Regions from separate parts of the Homo sapiens genome. Here region 2 is linked to region 1. Evidence: chromatin loops called from intact Hi-C (ENCODE). Cell type or tissue: GM12878. All regions are shown on one strand. Each heading gives the region's core, and the rest is flanking DNA. Links, peaks and the distances in the headings are about the cores only. Region 1 has its middle 98 kb from the start of RDUR. Region 2 has its middle 42 kb from the start of RDUR.

Region 1 (10,201 bases), core at 3,910-7,909:
TATCCTCTTTTATTTCATTGAGCAGTGGTTTGTAGTTCTCCTTGAACTACACATCCCTTGTAAGTTGGATTCCTAGGTATTTTATTCTCTTTGAAGCAACTGTGAATGGGAGTTCACTCATGATTTGGCTCTCTGTCTGTTATTGGTGTATAAGAATGCTTGTGATTTTTGCACATTGATTTTGTATCCTGAGACTTTGCTGAAGTTGCTTATCAGCTTAAGGAGATTTTGGGCTGAGACAATAGGGTTTTCTAGATATACAATCATGTCATCTGCAAACAGGGACAATTTGACTTCCTCTTTTCCTAACTGAATACACTTTATTTCTTTCTCCTGCCTGATTGCTCTGGCCAGAACTTCCAACACTATGTTGAATAGGAGTGGTGAGAGAGGGCATCCCTGTCTTGTGCCAGTTTTCAAAGGGAATGCTTCCGGTTTTTGCCCGTTCAGTATGATATTGGCTGTGGGTTTGTCATAAATAGCTCTTATTATTTTGAGATACATCCCATCAATACCTAATTTTTTGAGAGTTTTTAGCATGAAGGGCTGTTGAATTTTGTCAAAGGCCTTTTCGGCAACTATTGAGATAATCATGTGGTTTTGGTCTTTGGTTCATTTATATGCTGGATTACATTTATTGATTTGCGTATGTTGAACCAGCCTTGCATCCCAGGGATGAAGCCCACTTGATCATGGTGGATAAGCTTTTTGATGTGTTGCTGGATTCGGTTTGCCAGTATTTTATTGAGGATTTTTGCATCAATGTTCATCAGGGATATTGGTCTACAATTCTCTTTTTTTGTTGTGTCTCTGCCAGGCTTTGTTATCAGGATGATGCTGGCCTCATAAAATGAGTTAGGGAGGATTCCCTCTTTTTCTATTGATTGGAATAGTTTCAGAAGGAATGGTACCAGCTCCTTCTTGTACCTCTGGTAGAATTTGACTGTGAATCCGTCTGGTCCTGGACTTTTTTTGGTTGGTAAGCTATTAATTATTGCCTCAATTTCAGAGCCTCTTATTGGTCTATTCAGAGATTCAACTTCTTCCTGGTTTAGTCTTGGGAGGTTGTATGTGTCGAGGAATTTATCCATTTCTTCTAGATTTTCTAGTTTATTTGCATAGAGGGGTTTATAGTATTCTCTGATGGTAGTTTGTATTTCTGTGGGATCGGTGGTGATACACCCTTTATCGTTTTTTATTGCATCTATTTGATTCTTCTCCCTTTTCTTCTTTATTAGTCTTGCTAGCGGTCTATCAATTTTGCTCATCTTTTCAAAAAACCAGCTCCTGGATTCATTGATTTTTTGAAGGGTTTTTTGTGTCTCTGTGTCCTTCAGTTCTGCTCTGATCTTGGTAATTTCTTGCCTTCTGCTAGCTTTTGAATGTGTTTGCTCTTGCTTCTCTAGTTCTTTTAATTGTGATGTTAGGGTGTCAATTTTAGATCTTTCCTGCTTTCTCTTGTGGGCATTTAGTGCTATAAATTTCCCTCTACACACTGCTTTGAATGCGTCCCAGAGATTCTGGTATGTTGTGTCTTTGTTCTCATTGGTTTCAAAGAACATCTTTATTTCTGCCTTCATTTCATTATGTACCCAGTGGTCATTCCGGAGCAGGTTGTTCAGTTTCCATGTAGTCGAGTGGTTTTGAGTGAGATTCTTAATCCTGAGTTCTAGTTTGATTGCACTGTGGTCTGAGAGATAGTTTGTTATAATTTCTGTTCTTTTACATTTGCTGAGGAGAGCTTTACTTCCAACTATGTGGTCAATTTTGGAATAAGTGCGGTGTGGTGCTGAGAAGAATGTGTATTCTTTTGATTTGGGGTAGAGAGTTCTGTAGATGTCTATTAGGTCCGCTTGGTGCAGAGCTGAGTTCAATTCCTGGATATCCTTGTTAACTTTCTGTCTCTTTGATCTGTCTAATGTTGACAGCGGGGTGTTAAAGTCTCCCATTATTATTGTGTGGGAGTCTAAGTCTCTTTGTAGGTCACTAAGGACTTGCTTTATGAATCTGGGTGCTCCTATATTGGGTGCATACATATTTAGGATAGTTAGCTCTTCTTGTTGAATTGATCCCTTTTCCATTATGTAATGGCCTTCTTTGTCTCTTTTGATCTTTGTTGGTTTAAAGTCTGTTTTATCAGAGACTAGGATTGCAACACCTGCCTTTTTTTGTTTTCCATTTGCTTGGTAGATCTTCCTCCATCCCTTTATTTTGAGCCTACGTGGGTCTCTGCATGTGAGATGGGTTTCCTGGATACAGCGCACTGATGGGTCTTGACTTTTTAACCAATTTGCCAGTCTGTGTCTTTTAATTGGAGCATTTAGCCCATTTACATTTAAGGTTAATATTGTTATGTGTGAATTTGATCCTGTCATTATGATGTTAGCTGGTTATTTTGCTCATTAGTTGATGCAGTTTCTTCCTAGCCTTGATGGTCTTTACAATTTGGCATGTTTTTGCAGTGGCTTTTGCTGGTTGTTCCTTTCCATGTTTAGTGCTTCCTTCAGGAGCTCTTTTAGGGCAAGCCTGGTGGTGACAAAATCTCTCAGCATTTGCTTGTCTGTAAAGGATTTTATTTCTCCTTCACTTATGAAGCTTAGTTTGGCTGGATATGAAATTCTGGCTTCAAAATTCTTTCCTTTAAGAATGTTGAATATTGGCCCCCACTCTCTTCTGGCTTGTAGAGTTTCTGCTAAGAGATCAGCTGTTAGTCTGATGGGCTTCCCTTTGTGGGTAACCTGACCTTTCTCTCTGGCTGCACTTAACATTTTTTCCTTCATTTCAACCTTGGTGAATCTGACAATTATGTGTCTTGGAGTTGCTCTTCTCAAGGAGTATCTTTGTGGCATTCTCTGTATTTCCTAAATTTGAATGTTGGCCTGCCTTGCTAGATTGGGGAAGTTCTCCTGGATAATATCCTGCAGACTGTTTTCCAACTTTGTTCCATTCTCCCTGTCACTTTCACGTACACCAATCTGACGTAGATTTGCTCTTTTCACATAGTCCCATATTTCTTGGAGGCTTTGTTGATTTCTTTTTATTCTTTTTTCTCTAAACTTCTCTTCTTGCTTCATTTCATTCATTTCATCTTCCATCACTGATATCCTTTCTTCCAGTTGATCGAATCGGCTACTGAGGCTTGTGCATTCATCATGTATTTCTCGTGCCATGGTTTTCAGCTCCATCAGGACCTTTAAGGAATTATCTGCATTGGTTATTCTAGTTAGCCATTCGTCTAATTTTTTTTCAAGGTTTTTAACTTCTTTGCAATGAGTTCGAACTTCCTCCTTTAGCTCAGAGTAGTTTGATCATCTAAAGCCTTCTTCTCTCAACTCGTCAAAGTCACTCTCCATCCAGCTTTGTTCCATTGCTGGTGAGGAGCTGCGTTCCTTTGGAGGAGGAGAGGTGCTCTGATTTTTACAATTTTCAGTTTTTCTGCTCTGTTTTTTCCCCATCTTTGTGGTTTTATCTACCTTTGGTCTTTGATGATGGTGATGTACAGATGGGGTTTTGGTGTGGATGTCCTCTCTGTTGGTTAGTTTTCCTTCTAACAGTCAGAAACCTCAGTTGCAGGTCCATTGGAGTTTGCTAGAGGTCCACTCCAGACCCTGTTTGCCTGGGTATCAGCAGTGGAGGCTGCAGATCAGTGAATATTGGTGAACAGCAAATGTTGCTGGCTGATCGTTCCTCTGGAAGTTTTGTCTCAGAGAGGTACCCAGCCATGTGAGGTGTCAGTCTGCCCCTACTGGGGAGTGCCTCCCAGTTAGGCTACTCAGGAGTCAGGGACCCACTTGAGGAGGCAGTCTGTCCATTCTCAGATCTCAAGCTGCATGCTGGGAGAACCACTACTGTCTTCCAAGCTGTCAGACAGGGACATTTAAGTCTGCAGAGGTTTCTGCTGCCTTTTGTTTGGCTATGCCCTGCCCCCAGAGGTGGAGTCTGCAGAGGCAAGCAGGCCTCCTTGAGCTGCGGTGGGCTCCACCCAGTTCAAGCTTCCTGGCCACTTTGTTTACCTGCTCAAGCCTCAGCAATGGCGTGTTCCCCTCCCCCAGCCTCACTGCCGCCTTGTAGTTTGATCTCAGACTGCTGTGCTAGCAACAAGCGAGGCTTCGTGGCCATAGGACCCTCCAAGCTAGGTGCGGGATATAATCTCCTGGTGTGCCATTTGCTAAGACCATCGGAAAAGTGCAGTATATGGGTGGGAGTGACCTGATTTTCCAGGTGCCGTCTGTCACCCCTTTTCTTGGCTAGGAAAGGGAATTCCCTGACCCCTTGTGCTTCCCGGGTGAGGCAATGCCTCACACTGCTTCGGCTCACACTTGGTGCACTGCACCCACTGTCCTGCACCCACTGTCTGACAATCCCCAGTGAGATGAACCTGGTACCTCAGTTGGAAATGCAGAAATCATCTGTCTTCTGCATTGCTCGTGCTGGGAGCTGTAGACTGGAACTGTTCCTACTTGGCCATCTTGGAACCGCCCCCTCTTCCACTTATTATTCACTGGCCAGAACTAGGCATGTGGCCCCAACTGAAAGGCAAAAGAGGCTAGAAAATAAATGGAAACACATACAATGTTTGGTGAGCACTAGCTCTTTATGTCACAAGTGAATAGACTACATACTATAATAATTTTAATTTTTAAAAAATGGTTATCTCAGGATAACTTTATGGAATGTTGAAAATACAAGTTTACCTAACATCTGTTGTTCAGTTGTACATATAATCTACATTGTGTTTATACTGTGATTCCTCTGTGCCAGACTGAAAACATGAAGTAGACAATAGTAAAATAATTTCAACAAATGTCAACTGAACAAAATTTGAGATTACCTGGTAAATTGAGTATTAGTTTGGATATCCCTCTCCCGAAGATGTATTATAATGGCAATTGCTTTCTTTGCCAAGGAGTAATATTTATCTGTAAGGCTTTTTCCAATTAAGAAAATATTCAATGATGATAAAGTAGAAATATGATTTTTTTTCCTTCACTCTTCCAGATAGAAAGCAAATTCTGCCTGGTGTGGTGGCTCAAGACTATAATCTCAGCACTTTGAGAGGCCAAGGCAGACAGATCACTTGAAGTCAAGAGTTCAGGACCAATCTAGCCAACATGGTGAAACCCCCATCTCTATTAAAAATACAAAAATTAGCCAGGCATGGTGGCATGCACCTGTAGTCCCAGCTACTTGAGAGGCTGAGGTGGGAGAATCACTTGAACCTGGCAGGCAGAGGTTGCAGTGAGCTGAGATCACACCACTGCACTCCAGCCTAGGCAAAGAAGCAAGACTCCAAGAAAGAAAGAAAAGACAGGGAGGAAGGGAGGAAGGAAGGAAGGAAGGAAGGAAGGAAAGAAGGAAAGAAGGAAGGAAGGAAGGAAATTCTATCTTGGGCAGGAGTTGTAGATACATCATTATCCTGACAATCAGAACCATGATTTGGAAAGATTAATCTGATGGAAATATGCAAATAGGTTAAAAACTATTGTCAAAGAAAGCAGTTAAGCAGCTCATACCAAAGTTCAGCTGTGAAGTAAATGATGACTGTGTGCCGTTTCACACAAGAAGTACTTCATGAATAGGAACCTTCTTTCAGACTGAAACCAGAAACAATCTTAGTTGCTAAACTTCATTAGGAGAGAAGTTACCATGCATAAATGATATGTCTTATGACCACCGGATCTTCCAGATTCCCCTTCCAGTATGTTGGTGCCTTCAAGTGAGAGAGATAAAGTTCTCTCAGCTTCTTCTCTTGTGGCTGAGTTTGCCACAACCAGCAGCCCTGACACACACTATTGGTAAACAAAGCAGAAGTAATGTCACAAGGCATGGGCTTGCCGAGAAGGGTGCCCAAAATAGCAAACCTCATAGCTTAATTTAGAAGAATCTTTACAATGTCAAGCTTACAAAGGTTAAAAAAAAAAAAAAAAAAAGAAACAAAGAAAGAAAAAAGAAATGTGGGGCTAAGCATGGTGGTTCATGCCTGTAATCCCAACACTTTGGGAGGCTGAGGGCTGAGGTGAGGATATCTTGGGGCCAAGAGTTTAAGACCAGTCTGGGCACCATAGTGAGACACTCTCTCTAGAAAAAAAAAAAACTTAAAAATTAGCCCAGTGTGCTAGTTTGGGCCTGTAGTCCTAGCTACTCTGGAGGCCGATGAAGAAATCTCATGAGCCTAGGAGTTCAAGGCTGCAGTGAGCTATGGTCATACCACTGCACTCCAGTCTGGGCCACAGAGCAGGACCTTGTCCAAAAAAAAAGGGAATGTGGTAGCATTTTCAACAAGTATAAACTATGTGGTCTTGTCTATTCACAGATCATTTAAAGATGAAAGCTTTAATTGGGGGGAAAGCCATATCAGCCAATGGCACTGTGAATTTTTGGCAGAGGCATCATCAATTCTAATAACTTTTATCAAAACCAATGGTTTTAAGCATTCAAGCTTTTATTTACCCCTCTGTGGTCTGAAATAACCATTGGCGTTTGGAGCTGTTTTTGTTTATTTAATTTGGTTTTGTTTTAATTGGTCTTGAAGTCAACATACTCAGGATTTGCAATGTAGAAATGAGTTCTATGAAGGCAGCAGATTCTTGATTTCTTTCGGTCTATAAGTCTTCCCCATTAAAAGCCTATACTCTGGCCAATAAGAACTAGAAGTAGAAAATAAAGTTAAAAGCAAGCTCAACATAGTGAGGTTCTAACTCCATATGTTGCGTTTATGGAGGCTTGTTTCTCTAACTCTTTCCTGGTCCTCAGACACCATGGGAGAATAAAAGTAAGCCACTGGTACCTTCTTCTGCCGTAAACTTTTCTCCAACATAAACACATATTTATGTTGACATGAACATAAACACACAGTCACACACACTCATTGCTTTGGAAATGGTAATTCCCATTAGAAACATGCAAGTTTAAATTTAATGTTCTTTGTACTTAGTGGTAATTCACTTATACTTATTTTCTTTGAGAGAGTGAGACAGGAAAGAATCTCAAGAATCTTTAAAGAAATGCAGAGAAGGCTAGCTGTGCCAGGTAACTGACGAAAAGCAAATTAAGGTCTCCGTTTTCAAAAGAAGAATGAAGTTAGATTTCACAAACTCAAATAATGAAAATATTATCAAAGGCAGGCTGAGCACAATGTCTCATGCCTGTAATCCCACCACTTTGAGAGGCCATGGTGGGCAGATCAGTTGAGTCCAGGAGTTCAAGACCAGCCTGAACAACACAGTGAGACCTTGTGTCTAGAAAAAAAGAAAAAGAAATAAAATATTATCCACGACATTAATAAACAGATAGCTTGTGAACTTAAGAAGGGGAAATGATAGGTCACTAGAAGACATCGTGGATGCACTAAGAACACATTATATGAGGCTGAGTTCATTTCCATTTTTGAGAATTCAACTAAGTATAAGAGCAGAACTCCATAACTATTGTGTATTTAGAGTTTATAATACATTTCATCTTTCATAATCTCCATGAATACCAGTGAAGAAGTAGAGGCTAAATGCTAGTGGCGTTCAGTGGTTTAACGTAGAGTTGAATGACTAAACTCCCCAGGCTCAGAATCTGTGCCCACCTGAGTTAGTTGCCCAGTGGCTTGACACAGGGCTCATTCTTATCTCTTTGCTACTTAACCCATTTATCAAGAACTTCCATAGCTTCCATAGGGACCTAGATATCATGGATATCAAATGTGATAACCTAAAATTATAAGACTTGTTGATAATTAGCTCCAAAAATATCTCAGCAAGATGAAGTAATGGTCTTGATTTTCAGTTCACTAACCACGTTTCAGGTACAGTTTACTGAGATGGAAATAAGTGTGCTTCCTTATCTGGTACAATAAAACAGAGCTCTATTTTAAAATAAATGCTTAATTATTATACAGAACACATATTTCAAAGGTGATTTCTGGCTAGCAATTTAAAAGAAAAAAAGAATATTAAAATGCAATACTTGGTAACTTTTTCATTAATACTTAACTTATAGTGTCAACACCAAATCTTAATAACTTCTCAAATTCAACACATTTAAGTCCTTTCTTTGGAATTATGACCAAATCAAGGATCTAGAGATTCAGGCTCTCTTAGCATCTTTTTGATACTTGCTCTTCTCATCAATTTCTAGTTTCCCTTCTCTAGTTAACTGAAGGATAGGGTTTAACTTCCCTTTTTCCCCCACTCTTTCTTCTACAGTCACAGAAGCACAACTCCCCACATCCGTGCACTAGGTACAGCTTAGTGACCAACACCTTCGGTACTGCTAAGGATCCCTACAGAAGTTCTGCCTCTACTGTCAACTAGCAGAGCTATGAGGCCTTGGCCCAGACCCATCACCTCTCTGGGATTCAATGCCCTCATCTCTAGAACTATGTGGCCTCCAGAGTCTGTTTGCTCTCAGAATCTTTGACGTCATGATTCCTTACCATAACAAGTATCATTTATAAATGAAGGTAAAAATGGTCAACTTTAAAATTAATAATAATAATAGTATGAGAAAATAAATTCAGTAAAACTAGGCCTCTTAGACAGACAATCAAAATGCAACAGAAATCCCTGAAAGATTCAATTGCTTCAGTTTCTTAGAACCCAGTGAGTAAATAGATCATCTTGTAGGGGGTCTTTAATGAATCACTTTTCCTCTCTCAAGTCAATGTTTGATTGGTGTGTGTGTCTGTGTGCACTGTCCCTCTAGTTAGAGTTCCTCTAGAAACAAGAATAGATTCTTTTCCATCTCAATGTCTATCACATAATAATCCATCACAAACACTTGAAGACTGATAACTGGCTTAAATCTTTTATTGACAAAATTATATAAATCCTATTTGTCTGCACTGTAAAAAATATATATGAAATGCATTAATCAGTTAGAATTTTATTTGCTATATGGAGGGATAGTGTTCATTGTTTACTATTTCATTGGAAAAGCTATCAAATAACTTTATCTTTTTATAGCACCTATGCCAAATCACATGTACCTGTGAATTCCACAGTTTGTTTGTGCATCATACACCACATAATCTTTTAATGGTTCCATGTTTCAAGACATTGTTATCTGGTGACATAAAGTAGACTTTACAACCTAATAAAAATGTATGGAGTTTAAAATGTCATACTTTAAAAATTACTCAAACCATAAATCTAAGCCTCTTTTAAATAGAAAGGGGTAGTGCCTTTACTAATCCTCAAGACTTATTACATTTCTGCATCTAATTTCTCCATCCTTGTTCCTAGGCTGCATAGAGTTGCTGGAAAAAAAATTATAGAATGTGCTCAAAGCACCCTGGAATAAGAGAACAAAGGACATACATATATAAAGAGTGACAGCCTACAATTCAAACATTGATGGGTAACATATGTGCTTAAAGGTAAAGCCAACATCAACATTAATATCTATTCAAAAATTTCATTCTCCTTACTTTGGTATGTCTGGGTTTCAGTTGCTATTACTAAAAGTTCTGATTTCTCATGAACATCAAAGACAGTAGCCACACTCCACAAAGCGCTTAAGAAAACCTTGTTTTCAGTTTGACTCTTGTCTATACTGCACAGATACTTTAAAGGGAGAAGCAAAGACAAAATATGAGAGTGCTGGACTCATCTATGCTCTTCACCAACCAGACACTTGTTTTGAGTTCCTCATTGTTATTGCTGTTGTCGCTTGTTACTATCTTTTCCTCTTCTGGATTCAACAGTGACTTACTCTGTTATTCTTGCCAACCCATTTAACACGTCTGGCAGTCTCTGTAGAATCTTTCCTGTCACTCCTCAAACTAACAGGTATGCTGTAAAAAATGGGAGACTTTGAAGACTTGAGGAATATTAATTGAAGAGGGTATTTAATGGTGACATAGTAGGGGTGCTGTAAACCAGAGGTCAGAGATAGATATGAGTACATGGACTCCCAGTAGACACCAGATGTGTAGGCCAAAACCCAACATTGTGGCCTGTAGAATCCAACTGACTGTGAACAAGCTTACCTACATCCTCAAGCTCCTCTTGGATTATTCTTCCCCTCACATTGACTTGACAGTAGGTCAAAACTCCCCAGTGTTGTCTACTCCTGCCACTCCTAAGAATTATTATTACTTAGGAGGCAATATACTCTTATCTCTTCCCAGCCACTTCCATACCACCATTCTACCATGAGCTCTCAGCAATGCCTGGCCTTTTGAAACATACTTCCCTAGGCCCTTGCTCCCTCC
Region 2 (10,201 bases), core at 3,219-7,218, 140 kb after region 1:
TTCCCAGAAGCATTTTGTGAGTGCTTTCTTTGATTAATAATTTACCTTAAAGCAATTCAAAGACAAAACTGGTTCATTTTCAAATTCACATCATTGTTGATGATCCAGTCTTACAACCCAGTAGAAAAAATGCCACAAGAGTGGCAAGGCAGTCTGACCAGAGCTTGTCCTACCCGCTACCTTCCACTACCTCTAATCATACTCAGCATTTCTTGAGCACTTGTCACACATCAGGGACTACATTAAACATGTTAGAGGAATTATCTCAATTAATAGTCACAACAACCTGTTTTCCCTACTTTATAGACGAGAAAACATTAGAGAGGTTAAGTAACTTGCCTACGGATACTTAATAAGTGGTAAACAAGACAGGATGTGACTGATTCCAGGCAATATGTGTCTCAATGGCATTTTTACAAGCCAGGGAGCATATCAAAAATGCAGTGTTTACTAAGTCACCTCATATTTCTTTTCTGAATCAACCCCAAACTTATTCATTATGCTTATCCATTAATTGTTTTGTAGCCACTAATTAGCTGTAGCTTGTCCACTGAGAGCTTGACAGACTCATCTGTTTTCCAAATTGACTGTATATGGATTTTTAGAATTTTCTCATTTTAAAATAAAAATTGAGTAGATATGCTCACAGAAGGATTGAAGTTCTATTATCACCAATATTTCATATGTTATTGGGTTTTCAATCTCATTTTGTCTTAATTTTTCTCATTTGTGTTGCCCTTGAAGTTGTAAGTTTTAGGGCTTAGGGGCCATGTCTTTTTGTTTGAAAACAAAAGAGCTTCAGAATAAAAGATTGAAAGATTAAAAAAAACTGTTAGCAATGAATGCTTCTGGGTTAATGGGATTGTGCATAACTTTTTTATTTCTGTATTTTCCAATTTCCAAATTTTCCACGAAGTTCTTATAGCTAGAGAAAAGTATTATTTTAAATAATTTTAACTTCTCTTGTCTATGACAATATATGTTGATTTCCATAAAATGCCTCATTAACACTGAAAATAATCTAAACCCTGGTATCAGTAATAAATAGAAGTAAAATTCTTAGATTCATCCAAGGCAAGGGCTGCATGTGCTGGAGGCCTAGTGAGAGGGAGCCACTCCAACAGAAGAAAGGAGAAAAGTTGGAAGCAGAGAATTTTAGTGCCCTCATCATTGCTCCCCTGAATTCAAGCGGCCCAGGTTCATAAACCCACAGAGTGCTTTCTACAGGTCCACAAAATAAAACCTTACAGCACCCTATATGACAGGTGGGCTCTATAGCAGAAATGTGACTTGTCACCTGCCTGGAGCACAGAGCCATTCACAGTCCCAGAGATGGTTTTTCTAGGCAGTGAAGTGGTTCTGAGATTCTGTCTAGGATACTTTTAAGCATAGACTCAGAAATAACAAGTATTTAATGAAGGTAGTCAATACTAGAAAGATTCCTTCCATCTCAGAGAAAAAACTTGGAAGCTAGAAAGACTTAGGTTTTTAAACAGGGATTGGTTTCTCTGGCATTGCAGATATGTTGAAATACATCGAAACCCTTGCTCTGCCTGCTTCCTGATGCTTTTGTTATTATTGTGCCTTGTGATGTCATCAGTTGTGAGCTGGTGATATCATAGTGCATTATTTGAGCCCTAGTCATCACCCAAGTGCTGCTGAGAGGACAGATGATTGAGAGAATGACAGAGAAAATGTTGGAATCTCCTCCTATGCATGAGTCAGAGAGGAAATTGCTACCATCTTCAAGGTCTACTGAGGAAGCACATACTGAATGCTGGAAGCACCAGGGGAGATCCCCAGCTGTTCTTGTCAGAGCAACCCTGAAAGCAAGATCAGAATGGCTGCTCCAAGAGACTGGACCAGGCCACAAAGCATACAGAGAAAACAAGGGTGGGATACATGGATACAGAGAAAACAGGGGCGGGAAGGGGTATGGGGGACATACTTTGGGAAGAAGTCCTCCAAGAAATAGTAAAATCTTTACTCAGGGAAATAGTACAATGCCTCCAGGAGGTAAGACAGAAGCAAAACTTGACAGAAGCTCATCCTTAATCCCTTTGGAAATACAGATTTCTCTCTGGGCCAGAATCCTAACAAGGTAGCCCAGTGAATCCTTGGAAAACAACCATTAAAAGCACGATTTTATGATTTATAGACTCAGTGACTGAATTAATATCACACTTCTGACGTGTACCAGCTGTGATTTAAGGTGATTACTTAACCTCTCTGAGCCCCAGCTTCCTCATCTGTAAAATAAATAATGAGCCCTAATCATAGAGATGCCATAAGAATTAAATGAAGAAATGTTTATAAAGTACTATGTATAGAAAGTACACAGTGCCTAGCATAAAGTAGGCCTACAAAAAAAATAGCTACTAAGTGTATGTGTGTGTGTGTGTGTGTGTGTGTTTGTGTATAGAATTGTGTATTTTTGAATACCTGGTATATCTCATGACAAAGAAAGATGAGAAGCATTCTGGTTTTGGTTTTGGACTTATTAAAGGAGATATTATGCAAAATGTTTTATATGTCAGAATCCCCCCAAAAAATTAGTCCAAATAACAGTGTACCATGACAAAGTTATCCTGTGTTCTGGGTTAATGGCTTTTCAAACTCATTTGGAGTCGGTTTAGGTAAAATACTGTGCAAGTTTCTATATATCAAAGAAAAATTGCACAGCATAGAGCTAAACAGGCAAGAAAGACTGTATTCAATACTTATTGCCATAGGAGTCAAGTCTATTGCAATAGGGGAGAATGGTTAAACTTGAAAACAAAAAGAGGGAGAATTTTTAAGCACTGGAGTGAGCAAATAGAAAAGTACTAGAGGACATTAGCGCTGGCCAGTGGGAGTAGGCCATCTGTGTTTGCTAGCTGGTGCTTGTTCATGTATTAAAGCTAGGCTCCTATGGTCCCACAGAGACTGGGAAATAGGGGAGCTGTCTTTCTTGATAATTACATTGCAAAGTGGCGGCTCCCAGGTCCTTGTGAAAGACATTCCTGGGTTATAAAACTTGCAAGAGGTTGGGAGAAGATTGACCTCTCAGAGGGCCAAAGAATTTACAATTACAAGCTTTCTACAGTAAATATTCTTCCTTCTGAACTACAGTTCTATGAAAAAGGGGGGAAAAAAGAAAGGAAAAATGAAGTACATGCTCTAAGAAAAAGAGAGCTCAAGGGCCTATACTCGGGAAGAAGCCTGTCTAAAATTTAGTCAAGCTGAGGGGAACTTTAAGACCATCTTGATCATATACCCAGCTTGGCAGGGTCTGCCTTCATGTATCAGTGAGGAGATTGCCATCTAAAGCATGTCTTCTCTGGAAGCACCTGTCTAAAACTAGTTGCCTACCTCCATTTGCAATAACCTGACTTTCATGGGTCTGGACATTCCCCTCATTTGAGTCATTCTCCTGTGTTAGACAACAAAGTTGAGTGCACGGTTTGTAGGAGACCATAGTTAATAACATTGGTGTGATCTGGGGGCAGGAATGAAGGACCTACCTGCATCTCTTATTAGCCTTTCTGTCAGGGAAAGACCTCAGCAAAATTTTGATGTAGACAAAGGCTTTCCAATCTTTCCTTCCTTTTCAGCTCTTCTTGTTTCAGACACCGTATGCCCTCAGCCTCTCCCCTCTCCTTTCGTTTTCTCCCAGAAACTAGCTTCTGAATCTTATACTAAAATGGAACAAACTGGCTAATAGCCTAAAATAAGCCAAAATGTTTGTATATTACTAAAATCTTAAACTTGGTGAAATCTTTTGTTTGGGCCAGCAGTGAGTTAAAATGTTACAGGACCTCACCCTTAATGCTGAAACTGCCCCCTTCTAGCAAACAGTTGTCACATTGAAAGACAGGACAGGAAAGCATCGAGGGAGACCCCAACCTGCCAAGGACAAACCTGGATAGCTGGGGAATGGCCCCATGCCACAGCAGGGAAAGCAGGCACTAAGGTGAATGCCTGGAAATGAGGGATGACAGGGATTCTGGAGGCCCTTGAAGAAGGATTCTAAAAGAATATGTCTAACCAAAGCTGGGAAATGAAGATCAGTGTCTTCTCCCTGTAACTTTTGTCTTGAATGAGTTCTAGAGATGAAAGAATATGAGACCCTAAAAAACAACCCTTCTGTTCACCTTTACCCCTCAAGTACTGTCTCAGGCCTTTCCTTCTGGTCTCAAAGCTCTTTTAGGAGATGGAGTTCCCCATACAGTCCAAATAATATGTCAATTGCTTCTATATCACTACTCCTCTCAATAATTCATTTTAATACGTATAGCCAAGACACAGTTATATGAGTTAATATATGTAAGACAGGAAAAGGGTTGCTGGTATATAATAAGGTATATGCTATATGCATATTAGCTATGATTTTTATCATTATTATGCCACAGCCCTGATTGTGAGGGATATTTGTCAAAGCCAGAGTAGAAAGATACCCCAGTTATAGCTGCTAGGTCAGCACCATAAAAGAGAGGAACCCAGTACATATCCATAAAGGAAGATGCAATCATCCTGTTCTTTATAATGACTTAAGATAGCAGGATGGATAATATCTTTCCAGAGACAGACTTCCCCAAGGATGCCAGTCTTGCTGCCTTGTATCAGTCAACTGAACCTATTCTTACTTGGGGTTACCTCTGCCCAGCACCACAGATACATGTAGGATCTGAATGTGGAAGATCTCCAGCTCTGGTAATATTCCTCTGAGATATTTCTTGTAAGAAATTCATCTGTAAAGCAAATATAAGGGAAAGTCCTGTGATACTTGAAGGATCGTCTCTCTTGACTCCTGTCAGCATCCTTCAAAGTGACCAGCTAGATTGATTTCATAACACCCAGTCCCAGCAACAGCAGTTCTGCTTCCGGGGGAAGGCCAACTTCCAAAAATCACAATAGAACCGTTGATGTAGGGTAATTTAGTGCTAAACGGACCCAGCAGGGTGGGTTTTTTTTTTCTTAAAAGGGAAGAGTGCAGTAAAGATAGTTTGGTTTGGGGCCTGACCTAAATCTTTCACTTCCTCTTACAGGAGAGAAGCAGATGTTAACTACAGGGTTGGGGAGGGAATGGGGAAGAAGAAGAGAACAAAATAAAATTGTGGTTCAAATTATTGTTAACACGTCAGTCTGATGATGCTCATTCTCTCATGTAAGCATTTAGAAATTCAACACAGAGACCATCTTCATTTTTGTTCATAAATTATTTATGCCTACTTCACCTTTTCTTTAAAGGCACAAATAAAATAAAATAAAAGTGAAGCCAGCAAAAGACAAGCCATCTTTTCAACACATGGTGCTGCAATAATTAGATATACAGAAAGACAAAGATGAATCCAAACCCTTATCTCACATCATACACAAAAAATTAATTCAAAACGAATCAACATTCATTGGAATTTATCAAATTTTTTTAAGTTTTGCACTTCAAAAGATACCATTAACAAAATAAAAAGGTAAATCACATACTGGGAGAAAAATACTTGTAAGTCATGTATCTGGTAAGGGACTTGTATCCAGAATATATAAAGAACTCTTACAATTTAATAGTAAGAAGAAAACTCAATTTTTAAAGTGGGCAAAACATTTGAATAAACATTTTACTAAAGAAGATATCTGAATGACCAATAAGCACAAGAAAAGATGCTTAACATCATTTGTTACTAGGGAAATGCAAATTCTTTTTTTTTTCTTTTTTTTGAGACAGGGTCTTACTCTGTCACCCAGACTGTAGTGCAGTGACACAATCACGGCTCACTCCAGCCTCAACTGGAGTCAAACGATCCTGCCACCTCAGCCTCCTGAGTAGCTGGAACCACAGGTGTGTGCCACCTTGCCTGGCTAATTTTTGTATTTTTTGTAGAGACAGGGTTTCACCACATTGCCCAGGCTGGTCTCAAGCTCCTGAGCTCAAATGATCTGCCTGCCTCAGCCACCCAAGATGCTAGGATTACATGCATGAGCTACTGTACCCAGCTGGGAAATGCAAGTTAAAGCCAAGGTAAGATACCACTGCACACCCATTAAAATGGCTATAATCCAAAAGGCAGGCAATAGCAAGTGTTGGTACAGACATAGAGAAACTGGAACCTTCATACATCGTTGCAGGATATGTAAAATGGTACAGCTACTTTGGAAAACAGTTTAAAAGTTAAACATAAATTAACCATAAGATCCAGCAATTCTTCTTCTAGGTATCTACTCAAGAGAAATAAAAATGTGCATCCACACAAAAACTTGTATGTGAATGCTCATAGAAGATTACTCATAATAGCTGATATGGTTTGGCTCTGTGTCCCTTCTCAAATCTCATGTCGAATTGTAATCCCACAGGTCAGGAGAGGGACCTGGTGGGAGGTAATTAGATCATGGGAGCAGATTTTCCCCATGCTGTTCTCATGATAGTGAGTGAGTTCTCATGAGAGCTGATGGTTTAAAAGTGTGGCACTCCCCACCTTAACTTTTTCCTGCCACCATGTAAGACATGCCTTACTTCCCTTTTGCTTTCCGCCATGATTGTAAGTTTCCTGAGGCCTCCCCAGCCATGTGGTACTGTGAGTCAATTAAACCTCTTTTCTTTATAAATTACCCAGTCTCAGGTGGTTATTTTTAGCAGTGTGAAAATGGACTAATACTATAGCCAAAACCTGAAAAAAATCCAAATGTCCATCAACTGGTGAATGGATAAATAAAGTGTGGTATATCCATACGAGGGAATATTATTCAGCAACAAAAAGAATGAAGTACAGATAACCCCTGGTTTACAAGTTTTGACTTTACAACCGGTTTATCACAGTATTAAATGCATTTTCCATTTAAAATATTTTTGACTTACAATGAGTTTATCAAAATGTAACCCCATCATAAATCAAGGAGCACCTATACTGACGGACGAGGATGAATTCAAACCCTTATCTCACATCATACACACAAAACAACTCAAAATGAATCAAAATTCATTGGAATTTATCAAAATTTTTAAGTTTTGCACTTTAAAAGATACCATGTAAATGATACATGTTATTACATAGATTTTCCTTGAAATTGTTATGCTCAGCAGTGGAAGCCAGCCACAAATGGTTTGACTCTGGTGTGATTTTGTTTACATGAAATAACCAGATTAGGCAAATCTATAGAGACAGAAAGTAGTAGATTAATGGTTGCCTGGGGTTGGGAAAAAGGGTCTTTTCAGGATGATGAAACTATTCTAAAATTGGGTTGTGATGATAGCAGCACAACTCTGTAAATTTACTAAAAATGATTGAATCGTACAGTTCAAATGGCAGATTTTTATGGTGTGTAAATTATACCTCAATAAAGCTATTAAAAAGAATACATACATCAAATAAAAAGCAAAGTCAGCAAATACTAACATCAAACAAAATTAGATTTGAGAGAATGCTTGAATTTAAAACTAATTTTCTGACAGTCAAGGCAAAAGGCAAAGACATTCATGAGGCTATATAACATTGTTTTTGTTTTAAAAAATTAAAAAGAAAGAAAGAAAAAAGCATTCCTGTAATCCCAGCTACTTAGGAGGCTGAGGCAGTAGGACAATTTGAGCTCAGGAATCCAAGACCAGGATAATTTGAGCTCAGAAATTTGAGACCAGCCTAGGCAACATAGTGAGACTCCATCTCAATTTTTTTTTTAAAAAAAGGCTAAATGTTTATGTTCTCACTCATAAATGGGAGCCAAGCCATGAGGATGCAAAGGCATAAGAATGACACAGTGGACTTCGGGGACTCAGAAGTAAGAGTGGGAAGGGGGTAGGGGATAAAAGACTACAAGTTAAGTTTAGTGTATATTGCTCTGGAGATGGGTGCACCAAAATCTCACAAATCTCCACTAAAGAACTTACTCATCTAACCAAATATCACCTGTTCCCCAAAAACCTATGGAAATAAAAATTTTTTAAAAAAAGCTTAATTTTTGTCTTTGGTTGGGTGCAGTGGCTCAGGCCTGTAATCACAGCACTTTGGGAGGCTGAGGAAGGCAGATTGCCTAAGCTTAGGAGTTTGAGACAAGCCTGGGCAACATGGCAAAACCCCATCTCTACAAAAAATACAAAAATTATCTGGGCATGGTGGCATGCGCCTGTGATCCCAGCTACTTGGGGGCTGAGACAGGAGGGTTGCTTGGGCCCAGGTGGTTGAGGCTGCAGTGAGCTCTGTTCATGCCACTTCACTCTGGCTTATGTGAAAAAGTGAGACCCTGTCTAAAAAAAAATTAAAATAAAAATTAAAAAACAAATTTTTTCTTTATCTGTTTCCTGCTGCTATAACAGAATATCACAGACTGGGTAATTTATAAAGAACAAAAGTTTATTTAACTCATGGTTCTGAAGGCTGGTAAGTCCAAAAACATGGTGTCTGGTAAGGGTCATCTCATGGTGAAAGGGAAGAAGACAGAAGTAATTACATTAGACAGAGAGGCATCAAAGGCTGGACTCACTTTATAACAACCTGCTTTGTGATAACTAACTCTCTCTTTTAATAATGACATTAATCCATTGGTTGGAGCCCTCTCATTAAGCCCTACCTCCCTCTCAACACTGTTGCATTGGGTATTAAGTTTCCAACACATGAACTTTTGAGGGAAACTTCAAACTATAGCAACTTTTTTCAGAAACAACTTTTTCTCTGCTTCTGACTTCCACCGAATAAAGAAAAAAAATCTCGTGTTCCAAATATTAGAGAGAGAGTCTGTAAAATTTGAGGGCATGTTGTTAGGTCTTAATTTGGGCACAGAATTTTCTGTTGAGACAGAGCAATAATACACTGCAGAACTGAGTTTAGGGTATAGCAACTCAATACCAGGAAGGAGCTCAGAGAAGCTAAAGAATGAGTGTTTAGCATCTCTTTTTGGCTGTATTTCTCACATAACATTTTTCCCATATGGGCTTTAATAAGTTTTCCATAGAAGACAATCCAAAACTATGTTTACTAATGAGTTCATAATGTTCATACCTGATTGAAAGTATTGGGCTGAAACACCTGTCATGTAGACAGTTAAGGAAAGTAGAGTCCAGTTTATGCTCTTACCCAGGAGTATGGCCTTAAACATAGAATAGGCTAAGAAAATCTACAGGTAAATAAGACTTTTCTCTACAAAGCAACTTTGGATATGTCTCCAAGACACTAACAAGTATGGTGAAGCTCTAAATTTCTGCACCTACAGCGTTAAGAGATACACCTGGCCTGAAGGATTTTTAGGATAGAAGTTAGTTTCCATCTGTACCTGCCAGTTAAGAACTTTCATGTGGATCCTGTGGAGCTATTAATTTGAAGCAGAATTGAATCTCCATGGCTCCGATGGGTGATGCTGGTCCCAAAATACACAGCACCACCCCTGAAATATAACTATACTTATCTATCTGTTTAATAAAGCTCTATTAAACAAGAGTACATTCTAAAAATGGCATGCTTGACACCAAGCTGTTTCTCCTGATAGAAACCAACCATTCAGTGAAGGACCATGTCATCAGCAAAGAGAATAATAGATACCTTCCTGTTTGCTATGGCAAAAGACATAGCATCCGTTTTATCTAAAAATGCTGACCCAAATATTATGAGTTAAAAATAAAGAACTGAGTACAGCCACATTTAATGCTACTTAAAATTGGAATTTACCATGAAGAGCCACTGTATTTTACAGCAGGGACAGTGGCGGAGTCACGGGAGAAAAATAAAAAGCCTTGGACTTAATAAGACCCTACAATATTGCTCTAAATACTTACTGCAAAAATCTTAAAACGCTCTTAATCTCAACAACAAAAAACCTGACTTTAAAAATAAGCAAATGACTTGAATAGACATTTCTTCAAAGAAGATATACTAATAGCCAATAAGCGCAGGAAAAGAAGTTTAATATCACTAAGCATCAGACAAATGTTCATCAAAACCCCAAGATGCTGCCCATTAGGATGGCTACTATCAAAAAATAGAAAAGTGTTGGTGTGGCTGTGAAGAAATTGAAACCCTTGTGTACTGCTGGTAGGAATGTAAAATGGTGCAACCACTGTAGAAAACAGTATGGCAGTTCCTTAAAAAATTAAAAAGTGTTAGGCCAGGCGCAGTGGCTCACGCCTGTAATCCCAGCACTATGGGAGGCCAAGGTGGGCGGCTCACGAGGTCAGGAGATCGAGACCATCCTGGCTAACACGGTGAAACCCCATCTCTACTAAAAACACAAAAAATTAGCCGGG

What was found. Peaks named below come from ENCODE experiments on the same cell type or tissue, not always from the same donor. Only the 100,000 strongest peaks of a DNase experiment are listed, where the experiment ranks them.
Region 2: it touches region 1 in a loop (6-fold over the local background); 2 of 110 quality-filtered maps call a loop at or near these places.

Annotation. Positions count from the first base shown.
Region 1 is chr3:102,034,206-102,044,406 of GRCh38, reverse strand. No RefSeq gene overlaps it. Among named protein-coding and RNA genes, the nearest start is that of RDUR, 98 kb to the right of the region's middle. In GM12878, for the core only: no CTCF peak of the experiment used is centred there; a DNase peak (open chromatin) is centred at 5,686; H3K27ac peaks cover 1,765 bases.
Region 2 is chr3:101,893,711-101,903,911 of GRCh38, reverse strand. No RefSeq gene overlaps it. Among named protein-coding and RNA genes, the nearest start is that of RDUR, 42 kb to the left of the region's middle. In GM12878, for the core only: no CTCF peak of the experiment used is centred there; a DNase peak (open chromatin) is centred at 4,941; H3K27ac peaks cover 1,056 bases.